Linked DNA regions of Homo sapiens: region 1 is linked to region 2. The links are chromatin loops, found by intact Hi-C in ENCODE. Cell type or tissue: IMR-90. All regions are shown on one strand. Links, peaks and the distances in the headings refer to the core of each region. The heading gives the core; the rest is flanking DNA.

The links. Hi-C counts contacts between places; a loop is a spot of excess contacts. Peaks named below come from ENCODE experiments on the same cell type or tissue, not always from the same donor. Only the 100,000 strongest peaks of a DNase experiment are listed, where the experiment ranks them.
Region 1: it touches region 2 in a loop (13-fold over the local background); 15 of 110 quality-filtered maps call a loop at or near these places.

Annotation. Positions count from the first base shown.
Region 1 is chr5:33,963,146-33,976,080 of GRCh38, reverse strand. SLC45A2 (solute carrier family 45 member 2) reads left to right here. Exons shown (of 7, transcript NM_016180.5): 3 at 12,065-12,390. It also overlaps the pseudogene PSMC6P3. Among named protein-coding and RNA genes, the nearest start is that of SLC45A2, 15 kb to the left of the region's middle. In IMR-90, for the core only: a CTCF peak has its summit at 6,045 (motif pointing right); a DNase peak (open chromatin) is centred at 6,060; H3K27me3 peaks cover 355 bases.
Region 2 is chr5:33,464,219-33,477,153 of GRCh38, reverse strand. TARS1 (threonyl-tRNA synthetase 1) reads right to left here. Exons shown (of 19, transcript NM_152295.5): 18 at 10,169-10,283; 19 at 9,068-9,594. The coding sequence ends at 9,446. Among named protein-coding and RNA genes, the nearest start is that of TARS1, 30 kb to the right of the region's middle. In IMR-90, for the core only: a CTCF peak has its summit at 6,403 (motif pointing left); a DNase peak (open chromatin) is centred at 6,373; H3K27ac peaks cover 133 bases.

The sequences.
Region 1 (12,935 bases), core at 2,424-10,423, 500 kb before region 2:
GTAACAAAAAGTCTGGGAGTACGTGTCTGCTGGCTTTCAGTGAGCTGCTAGATGTCAGAGCCAACAATTTAATGTTTCCTTGGCAGCTTTAAGGATGTATTGCCTCCTGGATGCAAGACAATTGCTACGGGTCCATAGCTCTTGTTTGTTTCAAGACAAGAGGAGGGGAGAGGAGGGTCAGGGAGAAGGAAGGGGGAATGGGGAAAGAGCCTACATTCACTCTTTAAATGAAGAAAGCAAATCTGCCCTAGAAACCTCCCCTCTCCCAGAGCTCTGCTTGTTTCTCATTAGGCAGAATTGGGTTATGTGAGCATTCAGTGGCCTAAGGAGGTTGAAAAGTGAGGGTTTTGCTGGGAGTTGGTCATGTATCTCCCTAAACCACATTGGGGTTTTATTAGCAAAAAGGAAGGAGCAATTACAATTGAATAGACAAAGCTGGTAGCTATCACATAAAATGCAAACACAGTTGAATGTTAGCTTAATAAGAATAATTAAAGACCAAGACTATTATAAGAAAATGAATTAGAGCTTTTAAAGTCCCATATATGAGTAAATAATTAAAGGATAATTATATTTTGGAGTGATATACATGCCTGCTCGCAATTTTACCTGATCTGCACATTTGTTCACTCTCTCCCCTGTATTGTAATTTACAAGGTATTTATCTACCCCTCCTGCAAGATTCGTAAACTCTCCCATGAGGGTTTACCTGCAAATTCCCCATGGCTTCTAATTCATTGCCTTGCTGTTAGCAGGCACTTAAACATGTTAGTTGTGTAAAAGGAGACCCGAGGGTTACATAACCCTGTTTATAATTCATGGTTTTAAATGACACGACAAATTGCATCAATTAGACAAATATGCTCATTTAATTACTTTGTCTCATGACCAGCACTGAACCCCGAACCTCAGCCGACTGTCTCCCGTGCATGTCTTTGCTCATATGGAAGCAGCAGAGGTTGTGTGGATGGCTCAGAGCAATTTCTTTCCCCAACTAGAAAAACAACTTAAAACATCTTCCTCTTTTAGGACAGTGCAGTGGAGTCTCTCACTTTGTTTAAGGCTTAGATTCTAAAGTCCCCAACTCAGTGACAATGACAATCGACATTATTCGTAAATATCTCTCAGATTACTCATAAAATACAATATGCTTTGTTTTGTGTGTACAAACCTGCACATATATATATGCAGATTTGTCTCTCCTTTAATGTTTACTCCTGAAATTAATAGAATTACCCATACTATTTAAAATGTTACTCTTGTCTTTCTTGCAATCTCTCTCTTTCTCCCTGTGTTCAAAGTGTGAATAGTTGAATTCTGGTGAGTTAAATGTGGGATATGTGATCCCACTGTGGTATCCTCACTCTGAATGAAAAACTGCATTAAAAGATGAGTGAAAATAACAAGCAGGGCCTTGTCCCTCTGCCCTGTCTTTGCATACATGCCAAACTTTTTGAATTTACATGCCCTTGACAAAGAGATAACTACAGCATTCCACTTGAAGCAAACGTTTTCCGGCAGAGGCATGTTCAGTGTCAGGGCCCATTTTGATTTTTCATCAACAGCAAAATATTATTCACCCAAGGAATCCAATCATCCCAGTAAACTGAAATTCTTTTTTTTTTTTTGTTTCACTGCTGTGGTTCTGTTCCAGCATTTCCAAATGCTTCATAAATAAGCATCCAAGGGTTCATTACCAAAATATTTCCCAGCATATTTCTGACATTTTTTTGGGATTTTCTAGAGAAAAGACTGTACTGGCTCCTAGGGAGACATTTAATTCCTCTAGCTTCTATCTTTCATATTTAAAGGCAACTCTATCCTCCTCCATCCCTGGCATATGTGGTAGCCATGGTAGGTTTGGTGGGTCCACCCGCATCTTCTCACCACACAGATCCTTCACTCCTGGGTGCACCTGAGGCTGTGGAACCGAGTGAGCTAACAGAGTGGTACTCACCAGGGAAGACTGGAAATCCTTTTGTGCCCAGGGAGTCTAACCAAGCGTATTTCTGCTACTTGAACCCAAGACTTTGCTGTTCTTAGCAGTGGGCTTTCTTGCTTGGCGGGAGGCTGGGATCAGGCATGACAGGAAAGGCCAGCCCTGTTCAGCTCCTGGTTCCTCCTATTCACTGCAGAGTAGCCTCAGCATTTCTGAGCTTTCTTCATTCCTTCACAGGCTTGCAAATCTCTGCACCATGTTAGTTAATAACCACCTTGCAAGGGTCACAGGCACAGCACAATGAACCATCTAAAGGATTTCATCTAACCCAAAGAGATGAAACGCCAAATGTTTATATTTACTTGATTTCCGCTATCCTCACTACGCCTGCAAACATTTTATTTGTAATGACTCAGTGAGAAACTTGCCCCATTACATCCTTGGAAGAAGAATGGGTAACTTGTCAGATATCAACTTCTTTTAACTTTTGTCTTTTAATACTTCAAAGTATGCACAAAAAATGCGAACATGCAACAAATGCTCTAAATAGCAAATAATTAAGGGCTAAGAAAAGAGTCTTAAAAACGAAATTGAAACAAGAGACTCTTTGACTAAACCTTTTACACAGAGGAAAGGAGTCACTTCATGTTTGAGACTGTTTTAACCTTTTCTCTTTTTCATCTTTAGATGAGTGGTTTTGTTTCATCAAACAAAACCTTTGAAGTTCCACCCATGGTAGACTTTCACATCTCCTCATTCAGGCAGCTTGGAAAGGATATGGCCAGGGCAGAAACCAAGGATACAGGGATTTCAGCTTGTGGATAAAAAGGGTGATTTATGCAATTTAGGGTGATTAAGTCTCCAAATTGCCATCTCTTTTCCATTCAAATGGGATCAACACAACTCTCAAAGAATCTCCAAGTCAGATTAGAGAAGTGGGAATCTGGGGGACTTTGTCCTCCCTGTTTCCTCTGCTCGAAAGTGCTTTCCCAGGTACCAATTGGCAGTTGGCTTTTGGCCTCCTTGCTTTGTTACTCTGATCGCAAACACACACCCCCAGCCCTGACTCCCATCACAGAGGTACCCATCATTACTTGACACTGTATTATTTTTTCATTTATTTATTTCTGTAGGTCTGAATCAAACAGATTTTATTCAACTTTTTAGAATGAGGGAAACAAATGATATAAAATAAGTCACAAAAATGCTTTCTTATCCTACTACCTCAAACCATTTTCAATGTTTTACAAAATGCTCACCTAGCAAATACGAAAAGTTTCAACACATTCTTCTCTTGTAACTTCTGCTGCAATAAATGCGATATTAGCAAACATACATACTTCCATATCAGTCCTAAAAGTTGGATTACTGAATTATTATACTAATTTGTATGATGTTACTCATATTTTTATTCATACACTTTTAATGAGATCATTGGCAATACGTATAGTATTTTCTTTAACTTCACTTTCACATTAAGCCAATGTCTTTTATATAGCCATCAAAAAGTAAATTACACAGGTTTATAGTTCAATTTAAGCTCTAGCGTCTTAGAATCAGCCACTTTCTAACCTTTCATGATGCCTTCCTGCTTTGCAAAACCATGATCAGCATGAATTGCAAACATACCTCCTTCAGTACAAGCATTTCTCAGGTCTCCTCCATTAAAGTCATCTGCAAACTTCACAATTACTCCATAATTAATTTCACCATACTTTGTAAGGGGACTTGCATGGATTTTCAACGTGTCTAATCTTGCTCGTTCATTTGGCAAATCAATATGTATTTTTTTCTATCTAATCTTCCTGGATGCAGCAAAGCAAGATCCCGTGTATTTGGTCTGTTGTATTTTAACTCTGCGCAGAGTATCAAATCCATCCATTTGATTCAGTAACTCCATTAAAGTTCTCTGAATCTCTCTGTCAGCTGAAGTACCCTTGGAAAACCAACAACCATCAATAGCATCTAATTCATCCATAAAAATGATGCATGGTGGATGGTCCCTGGCATAATTAAACATTTCTCTGATCCAATGAGCCCTTTCACCAATGTGCTTGTCTACAATAGAACTAGATACAACCTTTAAGAAATTGCAGTCCTGGCCAGGTGTGGTGGCTCACACCTGTAATCCCAACACTGTGGGAGGCCAAGGCAGGTGGACCTGGGCACCATGGTGAAACCCCATCTCTACAGAAGATACAAAAATTAGCTGGGTAACTGGGTGTGGTAGCTCTCACCTGTAATCCCAGTACTTTGGGAGGCCAAGGTGGGTGGATTACCTGAGGTCGGGAGTTCGAGACCAGCCTGGCCAATGTGGTGAAATCTCGTCTGTACTAAAAACACAAAAATTAGCCAGGCATGGGGGTGCATGCCTGTAATCCCAGCTACTCAGAAGGCTGAGGCAGGAGAATCGCTTGAACCCAGAAGGTGGAGGTTACAGTGAACCAAGATCACGCCACTGCACTCCATCCTGGGCAACAGATGAGACTCCGTCTCAAAATAAAAAATAAAAAATAATTAATTAACTAATTAAAAATTAGTTGGGCATGGTGGTGCACACCTGTGGTCTGAGCCACTCCGGAGGCTGAGGTGGAAGGATCACCTGAGCCTGGGAGATGGAGGTTGCAGTGAGCCAAGACCACAGTACTGCACTCCAGCCTGGACAATAGAGTGAGACCCTGTCTCCAAAAAACAAAAAAAAAGGAAAAAAGTTGCAGTCCAGCTGGCCAGCAATAGCTTGTGTGCCAAGAGTGTTTTTCCTGTTTATGGTGGTCCACATAACAAACAGCCTTTTGGAGGTATTATTCCTACAAGTTGGAATAACTGGGTTTGTAAGTGGTAACCCCTCAATTCCCACATCTATTCTGATAGCCCTCCAATCTCAGAATAAGAAACATCCCAGGATCCTCATGAGACATGTTATAAATCAGTGGCTCCACCTCTCTTGGTAAATATCTCATGATAGTTAGTGTAGCCCTATCCAAAGCAACTCTTGTTCCTGGCTTCAGCTACTTTTGTGAAGCTGTCGACGACAACTCCCAACACATCTTGGTCCATCTGCAGCTTTAACAATGAATTTTTCTTCAGTTAATTGTTTAAGCATGTTACTCACAATCTGCCCAACACTTTTTAGGGCCTTCAGATCATTTTCAGACTTTTCATACGGTTTGGTAAATTCTTTGAATTGTTCCCTTAGCTCCTTAAGATGGTGCCCATCTCCATGCACTCTGGCAGCTTCTTGCTGTAGTCCTGAAATATCTTATCTCTAGGGTCCACCATGATGAGAAGTGCTATTTGTTTATTGTTTATTGTCTGTCTCTCTAACCATCACATAAACTCCTCAAGTACAAGAACATTGTGTTTCCTGTTCATTGACCACCACTATCTTGAATAGTGCTTGGAATATGGAAGGTGCTCAAAAAATATTGGTGAGATGGATATTCAGTTTTAACATCTTAATTTTATTAATGATTAAGCTGTGTTGTTGAGAGGTAAAGTGGCTAACCCAAGGTCACACAGCTGGTTAGTGGTAGACTAGGGGTAAAACCAACCAACCAACCAACCAACCAACCAACAAGCCAGTCAGCCAACCAGCTAACCAAAGATGTGGTTCATGAGTTAGTCTGGATTCCTCTAAAAGTTGAACCCCAGAGGTTTGTATACAGATAGTTTATTTGGGAAGGGATTCTAGAGAGCAAGAGTAAGGAAATGGTGGACAGGAACAGGCCAAACAATAAGCATTACAGAGCTGGCTCTGAGGAGGCTTAGGAAGGGCACCAAAGAACTCTCCATGTAGGGGATGAATGAGGGAAGATTAATCCAGTCTGTACTGACTGACTAAGGGTGGTACCATGGGTTTTGTAAGCCCTGAACCCCAGCTGTTTCTGTCTTCCCTCAGTTTAGGCACCATCCAGATGCACCTGTCCAGTGCAAAGCTGGCCGGAGCTGGCTTAGATTTGGTCACTGCAGCAGCTGCTGGAGCAAGGGAGGCAGGTGGGGACCGAGAAGGTTTGCAGTGGCTCACAGGGGCTGTCTAACTCAGCTGATGACTTCTAGTCTGCAGCTTTTTCATTCTAGCATTTGTGCCCTGTGCTCCCTGGTCACCACTAGGAGGAGTTAAAGCATTTTGCAAAACGCTTCACGGTGTGCTGAGCCATTACAACTTAGAACTGGAAATATTAGTTCTGTAAACTTTAAGAAAGCTCAAGACAGCCATAAATGGCTCCAGAACGAGGCCAATTAATGCCTGACCTCCTGCACAGCCTTTTCTTCCTGGGATTCTTACTGCCTCCATGGGGTCTGACCAGGAAATGAGGCACCTATCTTCTTGCTCTTGGATCCCTCAAGCCTTCCAGGGGAGGCTCTGCTCCTCTCTTCCCACCCTCCAACTCTAGCTAGGCCCATCAAGCAGGCAGCAAGACCATCGCCGCCTAAGGGATTTACCAATATGTGTGCACCCATCATGAATGCTCTGTCTAGCCTGGGAAGCCTGGTTCTTAAAGCACATTTTCTAATGAATCTACTCTCGATGCCTTCGCAGCCTAAGGGCTTTCGGAACTCTGAAGCAAGACAAACCATTCTTATTTCTCTGCTCTCTACTGTTACATACTGTCCTCAAAGCAACGAGGCATCCTGGCCCAGCTTAAATGTGAAAGAAGGGCCCAATGAGAGAAAGGGATGCCAGGATTAGAGGTAGGTGGATGGAAACAGTGAGCAATATTTTAAATATATTATCTCAGCATCTTTGAAGAGAAAAGTTGCTTTGTAAACCTAAAGAAATATCAGATCAGCTTGTCTGGTCAAGCTGGTCTTTGACCAGAGCATATGTATCATTTTTTTTTTATTTTAATTTAAAATTTTTTTTTTCTTTTCATTGGGAACACAACACATGTATCATTTTGACTGCTTTTTCTGTACTCAGCCTCCAAGAGGGCAGAGGTCATGTCTGTCTTGCTCATTGATGTATCTCAAGTGTTTAGCACAGTTCCTGGTGAAGATAGGTGCTCTAACAATTTCTATTGATAAACAAATGGGTCAAGGACACCACACACACACACACACACACACACACACACAGAGAGAGAGAGAGAGAGAGAGTAGCTGGTACTTATGTTAACTGTCCAGGATTTAGTATGTACCTGGTGGGAATAAGTAGGAAGCATGCACCTAATCTGACACTTTCATTGCTATTTTTTTCAACATGTAGAAAAGAATCAGAACGACTTTCTCATGAACCCCATGGGAAGATGGGAGTTCTTTAGTCTGTCCTCCTTCAGAGGTAAAGTAGCAAACAGCACATAGCTAGCTCTCATGACTTGAGCTGTGTCAGCCCTGGTGCTGAGCTTGCCAAGCCACACACCTGATGCCTGCAGGCAATTACAGGCAGATGGTAGGTGCAGAGTTTGATTTAGATGGACTCTCTTGAGTTTCCTTTCATCCTTTAGATTCCTTGGTACTGACAGTTTACCAATTTCCCATTTTACCTGTCATAGTTGTGGACTAAAGACAATTTTTTACATATTTCTATATATTTGGACTTCTTCCAGTATGGGCCACTGTTCAAGTTGCATCATTAGTTATGAAATATGACATCTGTCTTCTAAAGCCATTTATTCTGCTGAGTTTGACAACACAGCCTGGCTTGGTGAGGAAGGGGCCAGCTGGACCACTTCTGGCCCTTCTTTGTAAAAGCTTGTTATCTAATGTGGCAGCAGATGTCCTCCGAATGCTCTGGCTTATGGCTTGCCCAATAGCCTGGTGATTGATTCCAGTGGCCTCACAGAGGCTGATTTTGGCAGCAGAGGTAAATACAGTCTGGATGTAGGTGTGGGAGGTGGTAAAATGGTAAAACTATCAGCCTTTATCATAGCGCAATTAGGTTTTGTTGGGGAGATTGTCTTTGAAGATAAAACCCTTGGCTTAAGAAGAAGAAGCAAAAGAAAGGCCTTTAATGAATTCCTGCAGCCCTCTACTGGCCCTCATCATATCTGAGGCAGCAAATAGATAAAGTTTAAATATTTTTTTCCAGTGTCTTAATATTCTGTTAGGATAATTCCCCCAGTGGCCCACTTTGCTTTCCTGGCATGTCGTGTTGTACTATTCTAACTTGCAGCTACAACTACTTCAAAACAGTAGCTTTGGGACAAATAAGACAGTTCTTCCCTTTTTTTTTTTTTACCCCCTTCCCTAAGATAAGAGAGTGCTAATAATTCTCTAAGTTATAGATTATGTCAAGGTTTTAAATTAACACATTAATAAAGGAACCAATGGGGAAGATATAAGAAGAGTTTCCCCCAGGTTCTTGCAGGAAATGTGTGTGTGTGTGTGTGTGTGTGTGTGTGTGTGTGTGTGTGTGTGTCTAGCAAAATAAAAAATGCTAGACTAAATATGAACCTGGTTAACCTTCTACAAGACAAGGGGTTATAAAAGTATAACCCCTCTGTAATACTTTTGGAGTAATTTCCCTACCAGGCAACAAAAACCCTATTCATATCTGCAAACTACCTTAATTTTACAGGACTGCAAATCACTGTGCTTTATCAGTTATGAATTGTGGGTCAAATATCCTGTGACAACAAAGTACCATTTCTCAAGAAAGGAAGTTAGTTAGAAACTGCTGTCACCTGGCCACTCAAAAGAGTGATGCTTGGCCCAGCAGCATTGGTGTCAGTGGTGAGCTTGAAAGAAATGCAGAATCTCAGGCTCCACCTTAGACCTTCAGAATCAGAACTTGCATTTTAACAAGGTGCCCACATGATTTGCGTGCACATTAAAGTTTAAGAAGGCTGCTCTAGAGGAATATTTTAAAAGTCAAGCAGTTGCAATTTTTACACTTTCCAAGTTTGAGATATATTTTACTTTCTTGATACTTGCTACATGCCACAATAGGGTCAGGGGTAAGCCCAGGTCTCAGCCCTCAGAATAATCCATTAGTTCTAATCACTGGGCCTAAAATGACTAAATCCTTTCAGCAAGTTCCAGGCAGGCTGCCTTCAGCCAGTTCAGTGCAGTAGCTATCTTCTGCTTCTAGGGGAGGCTTTGGAATTAGGGTTACTATAGGAAGTCAGCAGGGAGCTCAGTTTTGGGTCTGGTTCTGCCATGGTATGTGCTGGGGCTTGACGTGGATTATTTGCATTAATCCTCACTAAATTCAGATGAGGAGGCAGCACCACCCTTGTTTCTCAGAGAAGTGCCCAAGAGCATGTGACTAGAAAGCACAAAGATAGGAATGGAAATCAGGCACGATTCCAAATCTCTTCTTCCCTCTGTGTGGTCTTCCATCACAGAGTCACTAAAGCTCATAGCTTTCTGATCTAACTCTTCAAATCTCCTTTTACATCCAAAATTTTTGAATTCATTGATATATTGAACTCTTATAACTTTCATTGCTAATGAAGAGAAATCCTGTCAGATTTACTAATAATCGACATCACCTTGTTACTATTAACTAGCACCAATAATGACTCTTTGAAACTCCTCTGTACTCTGAGTACCCAGCTCTGAGTTCTAGCTTATCATTTATTACTGTTTTGAAAGTAGCTTCTCCGGTGGCGGGCGCCTGTAGTCCCAGCTACTTGGGAGGCTGAGGCAGGAGAATGGCGTGAACCCGGGAAGCGGAGCTTGCAGTGAGCCGAGATTGCGCCACTGCAGTCCGCAGTCCGGCCTGGGCGACAGAGCGAGACTCCGTCTCAAAAAAAAAAAAAAAAAAAAAAAAGAAAGTAGCTTCTCCCATTATGTGCTTCTCCCACTTGAAACCACCTTCTGGGGAAAAAAATGGGAAACTGTGTCTTTTTTATGTTTATATCCCCAGAAGTTTGTAGAGTCATTTACATATATTTAGTGTTCGATACATGTTTATTGAACTAAAGTAAACCAGTAGACATGCAACTGCATCAGGAAACTCCCCAATTGTAGGACTCCATTTTCCAAATTAGTCTCTAATACAAATCCATCATTATATGCATATCCTTATATTTTTTCCATAAAATAAAACTACCATTCCATTGCACAGTGGAGGATTTATTTCACATATCAATTCTTTCAAATGAGCAGGGGTCTTCTGCTCTATATTCTTCCAACTGAGGCAATGAGTAATGCTCAGTTGAACAAAAATTTGAAAGATAGAGGCATAAGTGATAAGAAATTGAATGGCAATGTGAAAACCCTTGATCTGTTTACAAATGATAGTTTCGAAAAAGGAATGTGTCTGTCATAGGGTTGACTTAGGTCAGGGGTTCTAAACTAGGGGCCACTTTTCAACCTCCTTCCCTCAGAGATATTTGGCAATATCTAGAGACATTTTTGGTTGTCGTAATGGGTTGGGGAGCAGACTTAATACATTCTTATTGGTTGATTGCTTGGCTTGACGCATGACTTCTGATACCTTCTGCCTCTCTACAATTGAATAGTCATTGTCTAATAATAACCAGAGGCACTACAAATCCCAGAACATTCTTCTGAATCAGTCGTAGAGTGTGGCTGTTTCAGGACCTTCTCTTTCTCTCAAATCCTGGGCACTTCACCATCATCTGTCCTTTATCTGTTTATGTATATGCTCATCACATATAACTAGGCCATAAATTTCTTGCTTCCAGAGACTATATGTCTTACTTCACTGTGCCCCATTGGCCACAGTTTCTTGTAATTCTGCCTTAAAACACTTCAGCATTCAGGACATGCTAATGATGCTTTATTTTTGGAATCCAATGATTAGATTGTTGGTCCTCCTTAAATAGGCTCTATGTTAAATTGCAACTAACCAGAATATGAAGTGACCAAAATTGTCTACTCTCTCACTAATTTGAATAAATTAGGATTCATGGTACTTGACATTCAGGTTTGTGTTCTTGAGGTCAGAGTTTATGTAACTTTAGATGTTTAGGGTTAGAGAGGAACTCCTTTAGTTCTATTTTCTTCCTTGATTCTCTAGCTTGTGAAGATATTGTCCTTATCTGAGAAATAAAATAGAGACTTCACTCATACACACACACAAAAAAAATCAAAAACAAAAATGAAAGCTGATCTGTTCAGCTAGATAAGTTGTGGTTGGTAGGCATGATGGGAGTTTGACGTTTAAAGAATTTTGACAGGAGGATCAGTCCTACATAAGTTTGTGACATATGTAGTGGATGTGTCCAGCACTCAACTCTTTAATTCCCTCGACATCCCATAATATGTCCACTGCCCCCTCCCCAACCATGCTATCTCCCCACCTTTATCAGAAGTCACTGATGTCTGCACCAGAAGGAACATCTGAGGAACAGTTACTACTTTGGTGCTGAGTAATTTCTTGCCCATACCAGGAACACGTGTATTTTAAAACAGAAACTCAAAAAAGGAATAACTAATAATGGGATTTTAAATATCAGATAATTAGGATTGAATAGATTTTGAGGAGCCTTTCCTCAGTATCCCTCAAGTGACACAATGTTTAAGCCTGAGAAGATAAAACAAGCACCAAAAAGACCTCAGGTTGGAGTCCTGGGAAACGATAATAGGATTTTTAAAAATTCATGTTTAAACTTTTGTTCTCATTATTTCCTGTTCCCAGCTATCAACTGGGAACAAGTACCTTGAGCTTCTAATAGAGGAAGAAAGACAGCTTTTGAGGGTGTTTCATCTTTGCAAGCTTACGTCATCCCAGGAAGCTTAATAATAAGAAACTGCAAGTCATTTAATTTTATTGCTGCCAGAAATTGGTTTTCTTTGGGGCTTTTTCTGGTCAGAAATTTAAGTTCAAAAGCAGTCTAGAGAATGCACTTTGGAAAGGTCACAGTATCTCTGATGGTAGCAATACTTAGTAAGCCCTTGCTATGTGTCTGGCCCCATCCTGAACACTTTCTATTTTCAAATCATGACCCTACTAGTAGGTTACTCTTTTACTATTACCTCCATATTCTGGGTGAGGAAGCCCAAGATCACAGCAAGTAAATGCTAGAGCCAAAACTTGAACCCACATTGCCTGGCTGTGTGTTTTTCAGCCTCTTGCTGTATTGCTTTTCCAATTATATCCAGGTTGCCTCTGCTGTCTTCAGGGAGTTTTCCCACTGAAGGGGAGTGTCTATGCATGAGGAAAATGAACGATAATTTGCTAAATATGCTAACATAGCTTTTCTTGCTTTCCAGGTTTTGGAGGTGCCCTGGGTTACCTTTTGGGTGCTATAGACTGGGCCCATCTGGAGCTGGGAAGACTGTTGGGTACAGAATTCCAGGTCATGTTCTTCTTCTCTGCATTGGTGCTCACTTTGTGTTTTACTGTTCATCTGTGCAGTATCTCTGAAGCCCCACTTACAGAGGTTGCAAAGGGCATTCCCCCACAGCAAACCCCTCAGGACCCTCCATTGTCATCAGATGGAATGTACGAGTATGGTTCTATCGAGAAAGTTAAAAATGGTTACGTAAATCCAGAGCTGGCAATGCAGGGAGCAAAAAACAAAAATCATGCTGAACAGGTAAAGATGCAACATTTTTTCTTTACAAGGGAAAATATTCTTGCTCTTTGTTGTTGTTGTTGTTTTTTTAATTGTTTGTTTTGTCTGTTTGACGAGAAGAGTTTCATGGGGTCTAACTGAATTCCCAAATCCCCCGTAGCTATCATCCCTTGGAATTAAAATTTTATATCTCAAAGAAAAATGTCTGCATTTTCCTCTGGTCCTCCTGTCTCTTACTCCTCTCAGGTAGCATCCAACCAGGGAAGATGAAGCCAGTTGAGAAAGGTTAGGCAACAAGAGAAGCCTAAAATCATCCTTAGGCCAGAAGAAATATCCCCTTAGATTAGGATCATAAATTAGAAATTTTTTCCTCCAAATGGTAGCATCCTTGGGTTGGTGACTGAGTTGGGCATATCGAATTTGCCTGTCATGAGTTGATTGGATATTTTCGTTCATTTTCAGCGAACTGCACAGTGAATTCATCAGCTTAAAATTTGAAATAAAACTCAACTAACTGCCAGAGAAATGAGACCATGTTCAGATGAAATGATCAGAGAAGAGACTAG
Region 2 (12,935 bases), core at 2,847-10,846:
GGGTCAGTTGGCTACCAGAATGCGAAAGTCTGAAAAAAATCTCAAAAGATCAATCTTAGGTTCTACAATAGTGATGTTATCTATAGGAGCAATTGGGGAAGTCTTGAATCTTGTGACCTCTGGCCACTTGACTCTCAAGCAGTAATGGATTACAGAAACTGTTCCTACCAGAATCCTAGCAGAATTCAGGCTCCTCCCATAATCCTAATTTCATGGCCTTTCATTAGTTTACAAAGGTGGCTTTGGTTCCTAAGCAAGTAGGGAGTTAGTTTTAGGGAGGGACTATTATCATCCTTGCCTCAAAGTTAAGCTATAAACTAAATTCCTCCCATGGCTAGCTTGGCCTACACCCGGGAATGAGTTAGAACAGTCAGCCTGTGAGCCTAGAAACAAAACAGAGTCAACTTTGCTAGACTTCTCTCGCTGTCATAATTTTTGCAAAGGTGGTTTCCACATACATGTAAAGCTAATAAAATTTACGTGCTTTTCTCTTGTTAATCTGCCTGGTATTAATTTGATTTCTAGACCCAGCTAAAAAGCCCACTAAGACCTAAAAGGGATCCCCTAAACTACATTTGGGGAATTTCCCCCATTATTCATCTTCTCTTCAAGATGGAAGCCTTCCACCAACTTCCCTTAAAACTAGTGCACAAGGAGCATTATTTTCACTGGGAAGAAGAAGGTACTGGGCGAGTCCAGTCAGCAGAGAGATGCGGCTGGATCATGATGGAGATGCCAGCTTTCATAGGCAGCATTGGCAAAGACGTGAAGGCAGAGAGAGTTGCCAAATGCAACACAGAGTATCTTTGGTCTTTGGCAAGCACCATTTGAATTGTGTGGTGAGAGCTGAAGTCAGAATATCAGGGACACAGAATACACTGGAATAGAAAAGATGTTGGTACTTTTAGGTTTATAGGTAGAAAGCAATTAGGGAAGAAGTTGATGATATATAGGGGATAACTGTTGAATCAGGTATGGGAGCAGATGAAAATAATAGCATTACTTTTTGTATACTTTATATAAGGCCCACTGATTGCTATTACTGATTCAATGAAAGAGGTATGTATTTGTCCATTCTCACATTGCTATAAAGAACTGCTCAAGACTGGTTAATTTATATAGAAAAGAGGTTTGATTGACTCACAGTTACGCATGGCTGGGGAGGCCTCAGGAAACTTACAATCATGGTGGAAGGCAAAGGGGAAGCAAGGCACATCTTACGTGGTGGCAGGAGGAAGAGAGAACAAAGAGGAAGTACTCTACACTTTCAAACAACCATCTCTCGTGAGAACTAACTCACTATAACAAGAACAGCAAGGGAGAAATCCACCCGCATGATCCAATCGCCTCCCACCTGGCCCTTCCTCCAACACTAGGAATTACAATTCCACCTGAGATTTGGGTAGGGACACAGAGCAAAACCATATCAAGGTTTTATTCACATTTTATGGGTAAGTAAAGAGGTTCAGAGAAATTAAATGGTGGGTTATCCAACTAAGAAGAGACAGAATAGCAACTCAACTGGCTCCAAAGCTCATTACCTTGGTTCTATATCAGAGGATCGAGAGGTCCAGTAGAATGGTTGGACTTAAAAGGAGGGAGAAGACCTCATTTACTGGAGGGAAGGAGGGAAACACTAATACAAGTTTCTAGATTTAATGAAGTAGGAGGAAAGCAAACAGTCAGCTGATAGTGCAGGGAGTAGACGAAAAGTGAAGTGACATTTGAAAATATAAAGTTATGTGCTTTCTATAGGCTCTTAGGGAAATTCAATCTTGGGGAGACGTAGGTATCTGAAGAACGTAGTGACAGTTACTGAGGGACTTGAGGGACTAGATAAGGAAACTACATATAGAGATAAATTATGGTGCAGCTGAAGCTGGAGATAACAAATTGGAAGTAGCTCCAGTTCTTAAAATTCTAGACTGTTTTCTCTAACAGTGCTCAGTCTCTTAACTGTAGAATTTGGAGAAACATTCAGCATTTGTTCAATGAATCAAGCAGGACATGGATGCATGGAAATTGGGATTACTGGAAAAAGAGGTTTATAAGTGATTGGCCATGGAAATTAAGGCTTATTGAGGAAGAGAAACAAAAGGGGGACAGGGCAGGAGACAATCAGGGGTGGAAGGTTGGGGAACAAAGGAATTAAAAGACCAGACATGGCAGAGGACTTTTGATATGGTTTGGCTGTGTCCCCACCCAAATTTCATCTTGAATTGTAGCTCCTATAATCCCCACATCATGGGAGGAACCCTGTGGGAGGTAATTGAATCATGGGGGTGGTTACCTTTATGCTGTTCTCATGATAGTGAGTGAGTTTTCACAAGATCTAATGGTTTTATAAGAGGCTTTTCCATCTTTTGCTCATTTTTCTTCTTCCTGCTGCCATGTGAAGAAGGACGTGTTTGCTTCCCCTTCCACCATGATTCTTAAGTGTCTTGAGGCTTCCCCAGCCCTGCGGAACTGTGAGTCAATTAAACCTCTTTGCTTTATAAATTACTCAGTCTCCGATGTTTATTCATAGCAGCATGAGAATGGACTAATACAACTTTTTAAAATTTTAATTTCCAATTTTTTTTAGAGACAGGATCTCTGTTGCCCAGGCTGGAGTGCAGAGGTGCAATCATAGCTCACTATACCCTGGAACTCCTAGGCTCAACCAATCCCCCCACCTCAGTGGCCTGAGAAGCTGGGACTACAGGCGGGAGCCACCAGGCCCAGCTGTGGCAGAGGAGTTTCAACCCTGTTTGCTCAAAATTAATCTTGAAACAAAGACAGAAGAAGTTGTCCATCTTTGGACCAGAAATCTGACCACAGTAATTCAGTGAAGTTGGCTTTTATTTCTGTCATACAAAAATGCAGAATTAGGCAGTCCAGGTAGATTCAGTGCATCCACCACATTATCAATAATCCAAACTCTTTCTATCATCCTGTTCTCCACTAACCTGTGGTTTTCATTTTCATGGTCACCTTGTAGTTGCAAGATGGCTGCCGGATTGCCTTCTAAGCAAAAAGAGGAAGAAAGGCAAAGAAGGGCAAATAAAGGGCAAAAATTTATTCCATTTAGTAAGCTTTCCAAGAAACACTACCCAGGGACTTCCACTCCTATCTCACTGGCCAAATCTATCTCACGGGTGCTCCTAGGGCACACTGTCTTCCTCAACTAAATCTGAGTGCAAGAAGAAGTTAGTGGAGCAATAAGCAGTCTGACATGCCAGGAGACATTTGTAACCCCAAACCACAATCTCTGAAGATTGCCAACAAAAAGAGTCAAACTCTGTAAAATATTTGAAGAGACTTATTCTGAGCCAAATATGAGTGACCCTGGCCCAAAACACAGCCCCCAGAGATCTTAAGAACATGTACCCAAGGTAGTCAGGCTACAGCTTGATTTTATACATCTTAGGGAGACATAAGACATCAATCAATACATGTAAGATGTACATTGGTTCAGTATGGAAAGAGAGGACAATGCCAGATGAGGGCTTGCAGGCTATATATGATTTAAAGATTTTCTGATTGGCAATTGGTTGAAAGAGTTATTATCTAAAAACCTGGAATCAATAGAAATGAGTGTCTGGATTACGATAAGGGGTTGTGGAGACCAAGGTCCTTCTTATGTATAATAGACAAAGCCTCCAGGTAGCAGGCTTCAGAGAGAATAGATGGCAAAATTTTCTTTTAAGATTTAAAAAGGTGCCAGACTCTTAATTAATTCTCTCTGGGATTAAAGACTTGGAAAGGGAAGGGGATTCTCTGTAGAATGTAGATTTTCCCTTATCAGACAGTTCTGCAGGGCCATCTGAAAATATGTCAAAGAAATATATATTTTTAGGGTAAAATAATCTCTTTCAGGGCCTGCTGTCATGTTGGTATCTTATTGCTAGAAAAACTGTTTTGTCAGTCGTTAAGGTCTCTGTTTTAATGTTAATGCAGGTCAGTTGTGCCTGAATTCCAAAGGGAGGTGGGTACAATCAGGCATGTCTGAACTGCCTTCCCATTATGGCCTGAACTCGTTTTTTAGGTTAACTTTGGAAGGCCCTTGGCTGAGAGGAGGGGTCCATTCAGTTGATTGGGGGGCTTAGAATTTTATTTTTGGTTTATAAGATGGAAAGTGAATGGGGTATCAGAAAATGATGCAATAGACAGAGTGAAGGTCAAATTTAAGCACCTGCAAATGGCAGGAGGGGTAACAACAACTAGCAAGGCTATTTGCCCTCAAGGCATGCTTACAATATGAAAGAGACCAAAATATCAATAAACAAACTTAAAAGAAATAAAAATGCAGCATGCTGAATAAAACTTCAATGTGATTAAAATGAATGCTCTAAGGAAATAAATCCAATCCAAGTAACCAAAACAGGATACATTGATATATAAACAGAAACACTGAAAACTTAAAAAAGAAATACAGGTGAAAAAATTTAAAAACACAATAGAAGAATAAATGGGAAGAGAAAGTTAAGAAAATATCCCTTAAAATAGAACACCTAAATAATAGAAGGCCCATTAAGGAGAGAACAAGGTAGGGAAGGAAACCACCAAAGACTAAATACAAAAGTATTTAGAACTGAAAGATCCAGGTCTCCAGAATGAAGACTGCTCACCACGACGGAAGGCAAAAGACTGACACAGTCATGAAATTTTAGAATATTAGGCCCAAGAAAAGACATCTAAATCTTTCAGAGAAAAAAAATGACTGGTGGCATACAAAGGTATGAAAATAAAAACGGCTTCCTCATAAAAACACAGGAAGGCAGAGGAAAATGGGGGCAATTTCTTCCAAATGTTAAGAAAAAAAGTCATTGTGTTGCCAAGGCTGGTCTTGAACTCCTAGCCTCAAGCAATCCTCCTCCTTCAGCCTCCCAAAGTTCTGGGATTATAGGCATGAGCCACTGTACCCAGCCACAAAGAAAACATTTTACTGTATTATTTATTTATTTTTCAAACAGGGTCTTGCGCCCAGGCTGGAGTACAGAGGCATGATCTCAGCTCATTGCCACCTCCACCTCCTGGTTCCAAGCAATCCTCTCACCTCAGTCTCCTGAATAGCTGGGACTACAGGTGCATGCTACCATGCCCGGCTAATTTTTTATATTTTTGGTAGAGACGGGGTTTTGCCATGTTGCCCAGGCTGGTCTCGAACTCCTGAGCTCATGCAATTTGCCCACCGTGGCCTCCCAAGGTGCTGGGATTACAGAAGTGAACCATTACACCCAGCCAAAGAAAACATTTTTTATTTTTTATTTTTGAGACAGGGTCTCACTCTGTCACCCAGGCTGGAGTGAAGTGGCACAATCTCGGCTCACTGCAACTTCTGCCTCCTAGGTCCAAGCGATTCTCCTGCCTCAGCCTCCCAAGTAGCTGGGGTTACAGACATGCGCCACCATGGCCTGGCTAATTTTTATATTTTGCGTAGAGACGAGGAATCACCACGTTGGCCAGGCTGGTCTTGAACTCCTGGCCTCAAGTGATCCACCCACTTTGGTCTCCCAAAGTGCTGGGATTACAGACACGAGCCACCATGCCTGGCCTAAAGAAAACATTTTAAAAGAAAAGAATGATTATTAACTCCAATAACTCATACAGAAAAGTACTTTAAAAAAAAGTAATCATAGAATACAATACTACGTGGCTTATTAGAGCATAATATTTATGGTCATAATAACAAAGGCACCTAATATGGATTTCACAAAAAATTGAGATATGACATCATAAGGATGGAGGGAAGAAATAGATTGTGAAATAAATTCCTCATTTTCTGAAACAGGAAGTCAAGAGAGGGGTTCTAAGAGTAATGAAAAAAGAGACAGCAACAATCAGGCATAGTGGCTCACTCCTGCAATCTCAACTATGTTGGGGGCTGAAGTGGGAAGATCATTTGAGGCCAGGAGTTCAAGACTAGCCTGGGCAACGCAGTGAGATCCCATCTCTATAAATAAAAAGTCAAAAAAATTAGCCAGGCATGGTGGTATATACCTGTAGTCCCAGCTACTTGGGAGGCTGAGGCAGGAGGACTGCTTGAGCTAAGGAGTTTGACGCTGCAGTGAGCTATGAGCCACCACACTGTGGCCTGGGCATCGCTATTAAAAATAATGAGATTGCAATAGTATTTAGAAATAGGAAAAGAGATATACACTGGTGTGTCTGAAAGTGGTTGCCTCAGCAAGAGGAAGAGAGATGGAGGTCAAAAGGACAAAAAGTTGGTTTCCTTATAAGCCTTTTTTCCCTATTTTTTATTTTTTATTTTTTTTTTAGGCAGAACAGAATAAGGACAGTCAGAGTGGGAATGACGGCCTTCTATTCAAAGTGTGTTTCTCAACATCAACTGGGAGCTTGTTAATACAGTGTCTCCAATCCAGCCCAGACCTACAGAATCAGCCTGCATTTTAACGCCATCTCCTGGTGATTCATATGGCCATTGTAATTTGAGAAGCATTTGTCTAGTAGTCACAGTGCAGGGGGCCTGAGATAAGGTGCAGGTGTCTATCGCTGTAGTAAAGGTGAGGAACTGAAGCAAGATTCATGAAGTACACAAGATTCTGAACTCAGCCCATCATTTGAGGTAACTTCACCCTTTACCCTTATACCTTCTTAACATCACTGCTGTATTTCTGGCAAGCCTTAATCTTGTTTCTCAAATTTCCTGCCCTGGTCATCACTTTTTTCACCATCTGGTTTGAGTTTTACCTCTCTACTTCGCAAAATCTATCTTTACAGATTTTGTCACGTGGCAGTTGCAGGTATTATTGTTCTCAAATTGTTCCTGTTTATTTAATTATCAAGACCATATAACTCACAATAGACTAGATGCTCAAGAAAGCTTAGCAATTGGGTTCTTTCAAATCTTCAAGTTATATGCCAGAACTGATGCATGAAGAACTGTAAGCAGATCAGTCTCCACTGTCCAGGAAAGGGAGGAAAACAAAATTACAGATAAGAACTTAGATGGCGTAAACCCACAATTATAGTAGCTCTTAGAGAGTGGTCCTGGGTGTGGTAGCTCTCACCTGTAATCACAGCACTTTGTGGGGCTGAGGCAGCAAGACTGCTTGAACCCACGAGTTTGAGACCAGCCTGGGCAACATAGTAGGAACCTCATCTCTACAAAAAATAAAACAAAAAAAAAATTAGCCAAGTGTGGTGGCATGCACCTGTAGTCCCAGCTACACGGGAGGCTGCCGTGGGAGGACCACTTGAATCCGGGAGTTTAAAGCAGCAGTGCGCCCTGACTGTGCCACTGCTCTCCAGCTTTGGTGACAGAGCAAGACCCTGTCTCAAAAAAAAAAAAAAAAAAAACCCCACACAAGAACCCTCCCATCAAGACAGTGGCCCTCTAATGATTCCACTAGAAGTGAGGACTAAGCTAAGTAGGTGTTAGTTAGATCAAGAGAAACCTTTGATTTCCAGTCCCACTAAACTATGTCTTTATTACACTTTTTTATCCCAAGTTTTGAAAGATTTATAAAGCTTCTCTAAATGTTGAGTCTGGTTTAAGTATAAAATTAAGTTTCTTTCAGACACATAAAAATTACAACTCTATCACAAAAGTTAATTTTAAAGCTGTTCAGAAGCAAGGCTTAATTATAAAGTTTCAAAAGAAAAGCCCTCTATGATTAAAGATCTTAGCTCCTTTATTAAAGTGAAAATTAATCTATGCAAATTAGCTTCTCTTTGAAGTGACCCTTGTGTATTAGTCAGGGTTCTCCAGAGAGACAGAATAGGATATATGTATATATGAAAGGAAATTTAGTAAGAATTGACTCACACAAGCACACGGTGAAGTCCCACGATAGGCTGTCTGCAAGCTAAGGAGCAAGGAAGCCAGTAGTGGTTCAGTCCGAGTCCAAGCCTCAAAAGCAGGGAAGCCGACAGTGCCATCTCCAGTCAATGGCCAAAGGCCAGAAGGCCCCTGGCAAACCACGGGTATAAGTCCAAGAGTCCAAAAGCTGAAGAACCTGGAGTCTGATGTCCAAGGGCAGGAATCATCCAGCACAGGAGAAAGATGAAAGCCAGAAGACTCAGCAAGCCAACTTAATCCCACTTTCTTCCACCCGCTTTGTTCTAGCTGCACTGGCAGCCGACTGGATGGTGCCCACGCACACAGAGGGTGTGTCTGCCTCTCCCAGGCCACTGACTCAAATGTCAATCTCTCTGGCAACACCCTCACAGACACACCCAGAAACAATAAAGGCATCCTTTAATCCAATCAAGTTGACACTTAGTATTAACCATCACACCTTGCAAACAAGCTATTTGAGATTATAGCACTGACAAGATGTTGCTTTTTAGGCTGGGCGTGGTGGCTCACACCTGTAATCCCAGCACTTTGGGAGACTGAGGCAGGTGGGTCTCTTTTATCCAGGAGTTTGATACCAGCCTGGGCAACATGATGAAACCATCTCTATAGAAAATACAAACATCAGCCAGGCATGGTGGCACATGTCTTTAGTCCCACCTACTTGGGAGGCTGAGGTTGCAGTGAGCCGAGATCATGGCACCACACTCCAGCCTGGGGGACAAAGGATCTTGTCTCAAAAAAAATTAAAAAAAAGATGTTACTTTTAAAATATCATTCTAACAAGGAGGAATTAGTATTTATCCACATAAGAAATTATTTACTTTGTGCTGTCCTTTCAATCACCATTTATTGGTAGAAGATTTTGAAAATGATCCCTTATGAGAAAATAGGGAATTTGTAAACCAAGTGATTCTATGGTCCAGAACAGTCTGCCATAAACAGATATTTCTCTGAAGATTCACGTTTTATCTTAAACATTTGTGCAAATCTACTCTGTAATAGATCCATGGTAGTTTTTGTTTGAAAAGGTGTCCATCCAACATTAAGTAAAAATGACACTCCCAAAAGTGTTTATCCTCTGAGAAGCCAGCACCCAGCTCACACCCAGTTTATGAATAGCATTATGATGCTGCAGACCTACCCCGTCTCCATCCACCCTGCATTATATTTGCTGTAAAACTGTAAAGATAAATACTGAACCACATTATCTGTCTCAGGCATGTATGTGTACATGTGAGGGACAGAGCAGTCTTGAAACTTATGTGAATAAATTTTTTTTTTATTTTTACACCATAATCCAATTCTAGTTATCTTAATTGAATTTGAAAACTTTTTCAATTGCATTAAATTTACAAAAAAGTTCTCCCACATTACACTAAAGCATTCCTCATGTTTCACTTCCAGTACTCAGATACTGAATGAGTAAAATCATTTTATTGGCTCTCTTTTAATTAACTCCTTCAAATGCACATTGTTTAAAAACTGACTAGGTCAAAAATAGTTACGCCTGCAGGTTGACCTATTCAGACTTTGCCAAACTCCTCCAAGTTCAATATAAATTGACGTTTTCAGAGTACAAAGTCAATTTTACGGAAACGCTGTTCCTCCTTTTCCATGGAGCCAATCTGGGTAATTTTTTCATTAAAATTCTTCTTCTGCCTGTTTGCTGCGGAACTCTTTGAGCTGCTGTAGCCGCTCGATAGTTTCAGAAATGGTGCGTTCCCCGTGGACCTTATTGTCTCTTGTGCGGATATTAACAGTGCCACTGATTTTCTCTTTTTCACCAACAACTAAAACAAACACACAAAGCTTTGTCAGACTTAATCTAAAGATATGGAAGAATTCACACTGAACATCTGAAAAGAAATGATCCTAGGACCCAAAACCTACCCCATAGCTTCTGATACATTAAAAGGTACAAGTGACCATGTGTTGATATTTAAAAGAAACTCTTTGCAATATCTAAAACTACTGTGCTTATGGAGTCAATCTAGACAACGTAACAACCAAATAATAAAACCCCAAACATCATGAATATCTTTTTTCAAGTAATCCCACATAAGGCATTATCTTGAGAAAGTAATCCAATAGATGTGTTTAAAAGCAATGCGTCTTCATTCTTGTTATAATAGCAAAATATTTTCTCACAGACATCCATGATTTAAGTGAAAAAAAAAAAAACCCAGTATGTATGCATGAGCCTATTTTTATAGTTATTATATATTAAAATATATAATAGAAAAAAAATCAGGACTGGAAGGAACTAAATAAATTCTTGATTACAATTCACTTAAACCTGTCTCAAGGTTTCAGTAGATTTTCCTGAGGTGTGGCAAATTTTCTTTGGTAAGTTTCCATTCTTACCTAAAATGAAGTTATACTGTGCTAACTGTGCATTTCGAATCTTTTTATTCAATGTACAGCCTGGATCCAGATCAATGTCTGCCATGAATTTGGCATCGTGGAATTGTTGTCGTACCTATTGTAACAGAGATACAGAATTTGTCAGATCTAAAATCAGAATTATATTTTGATCTCACATGATTTTACTGAACACAGGGATCAGGACTTCTTGGATGAACTTCCAGGAATTTAAAGCTGGCAAAACTGTCTTAGATAATATTATTCACTGCCATTATTCCCCCCTCAAAAAGGCCAGCTCCTCTTTATTACCTCAGGTCATGTGTATTAAGTAAACAATGTTTTCAGTATTCTTTTCCAAAAAAGCAATAAACTAGATTACAATTTATTAATTTTACATTAACTAGATTAAACTTCCCATTAACCTGATAACATATTAACATGACAAAAAGACCTAAATGAACAATTTTATTTCACTATCATTTCATATGAACCTCAGATTACAGATGTGAAAAATATCACACGATCAACACCTGAAAGAAATGATCTTCAACTGAATAAATCTTAACTTCTGAGTATCAGAAAGTTTTTTTTTTTAATCAGGTTATCAGAGGCATTAGTCCCTTAACTTTAAAATAGAATAATATTTAATAGTCTAAAAGTAATTTAGATTAGAACAAATTAACAATGAGTATAAAAAATGTTTCTGTTCAGCCTGCTATGAGAGTTGGGCATTTTACATTCAAATCACCCCACACGTGGCAGAAAACTGTTTCCTTACAGTGGCCATTAACCCAAAGGAAGAACAGGAAAGTTGGAGGACGCTGGTGTTCCTTCCTCATCTCTGCCATAGAGACAGTACCATTGGGCTTTCACGCAAAGCCATGTGAGCAGTGACGGCCTATCCTCTTTTTGTAGACGCAGAAGTTACACTGTCTACTAGCAGAATCACCATCACAATTCCACCCAGACCTCTTAGAAGGGTCAGAGTTTCTGGAAATCCTGGTCAGAAAGCAGAATGAATTTTTCCAGGAAAACATCTTAAGTACAGCTGAAGGTGAAATAGTAACTATCATACTCTACTTAAGTATCATGAGTAAAACCAGCAATCTCTGGTTGACCTGGGTGACGAAATATTTCTTTCAATTTTTGATTGAAAAAGATTCTAAATGATCTACAACACATTCATTTCTCAAATGCGAGTTATGTGTAAACCAAGGGTTATTTATGTATGTCAAATGTTTATTTCTATAAGGCATACTTTTTGAAACAATCTAAGTGACTTTGCCTATACTGTGCACAAGTCTTAGCATTTTAACTAGATTTTTAAGCCACAGTGATCACGAACCAATTAACCTGTTGACATTTTATTACACCCATTTCAGAAGGGTTGTTACAGAATTTTAGAATGCCAAGATAGGTCTACATCTTCAACTTATAACTACTTTAAAGAATAAGGCATCAGTTTCTTCATTTTTCTCAACATGGGTCCTGTGTGTGCACGTGAGATGGGCAATTCTGCAGTTGGGGAAGTGGCCTGATAATTACAGGGTGTTTAACATGTCTGCTCTATAGTTATTAGGTATCAGGAGTACTGCCCTGTCTTCTCTCCCCGCAAAAGAAAAGCTTACCACCACATAATCTGGAATGCCACCTACCCGCAAAGGGAAATGGGGAAGTCAGTGCTGTCTCCAGTTGAGAACTCAGTTAACCAATACAGAACTTCTTCCTACTGTGTGAGTTTTCACATACAAATAAGACAAAGTGCACTCAACCATGGAACATAACTTTGATTGTCATCATTTGTAACTAAAACTACTGAGTGCAGTAACAGGAATAGTCTGAATGGTTTATCTATTAGATGGTTTAGTGTTCACTTCATTTTTTTTATTTATTTATTTGTTTTTATTTATTTATTTTTTTGAGATGGAGTCTTGCTCTGTCACCCAGGCTGGAGTGCAGTGGCATGATCTTGGCTCACTGCAAGCTCCGCCTCCTGGGTTCATTCCATTCTCCTGCCTCAGCCTCCTGAGTAGCTGGGACTACAGGTGCCCGCCACTGCGCCCAGCTAATTTTTTGTATTTTTTAGTAGAGACGGGGTTTCACCATGGTCTTGATCTCCTGACCTCGTGATCCACCCGCCTCGGCCTCCCAAAGTGCTGGGATTACAGGCGTGAGCCACCACGCCTGGCCCACTTCAGTTTTTTTTTAAGAGATGGGGTCTCACTATGTTGCTCAGGCTGGAATGCAGTGGCTACTCACAAGCACAATCATCACACCCTGAACCCTCAAAGATCCTCCTGCCTCAAGCTCCTAAGTAGCTGGGACTACAGGTATGCATCTCCATGCTCAAGTTCATTTATTTCTTAAGGGTAATTAAGAACTGAGTGTGGTTTATTCTGATGGTCTGAAGACATGATGGTTTTGATGTTACAGTATTGTTCACTCATCAACTTTTAATAATTTGAAATTCCTTAGTATGGAATTTTCACTATGGCAGAACAATGCTTTAAAGTGAAGTTATGAATGGCTATACATTTGTTGGTAAGTTAGTTTTTTTGGTAGAGAGGCAAGACATTGGTCTGCTATACTATTAACCTGAAAAAATTTCAACTACCTGAAGAAATTTACATTAAAATGAAGCAAAATTACTCACTGAGTCAAAGAGCAGCCTAAACTGTATTTTGAACGGGAATTTACCTACCATACTGAAGTACCTGATATCTGCTAATCTGGTTTTTTAAAATACTAAATACTAAAATATACAAGT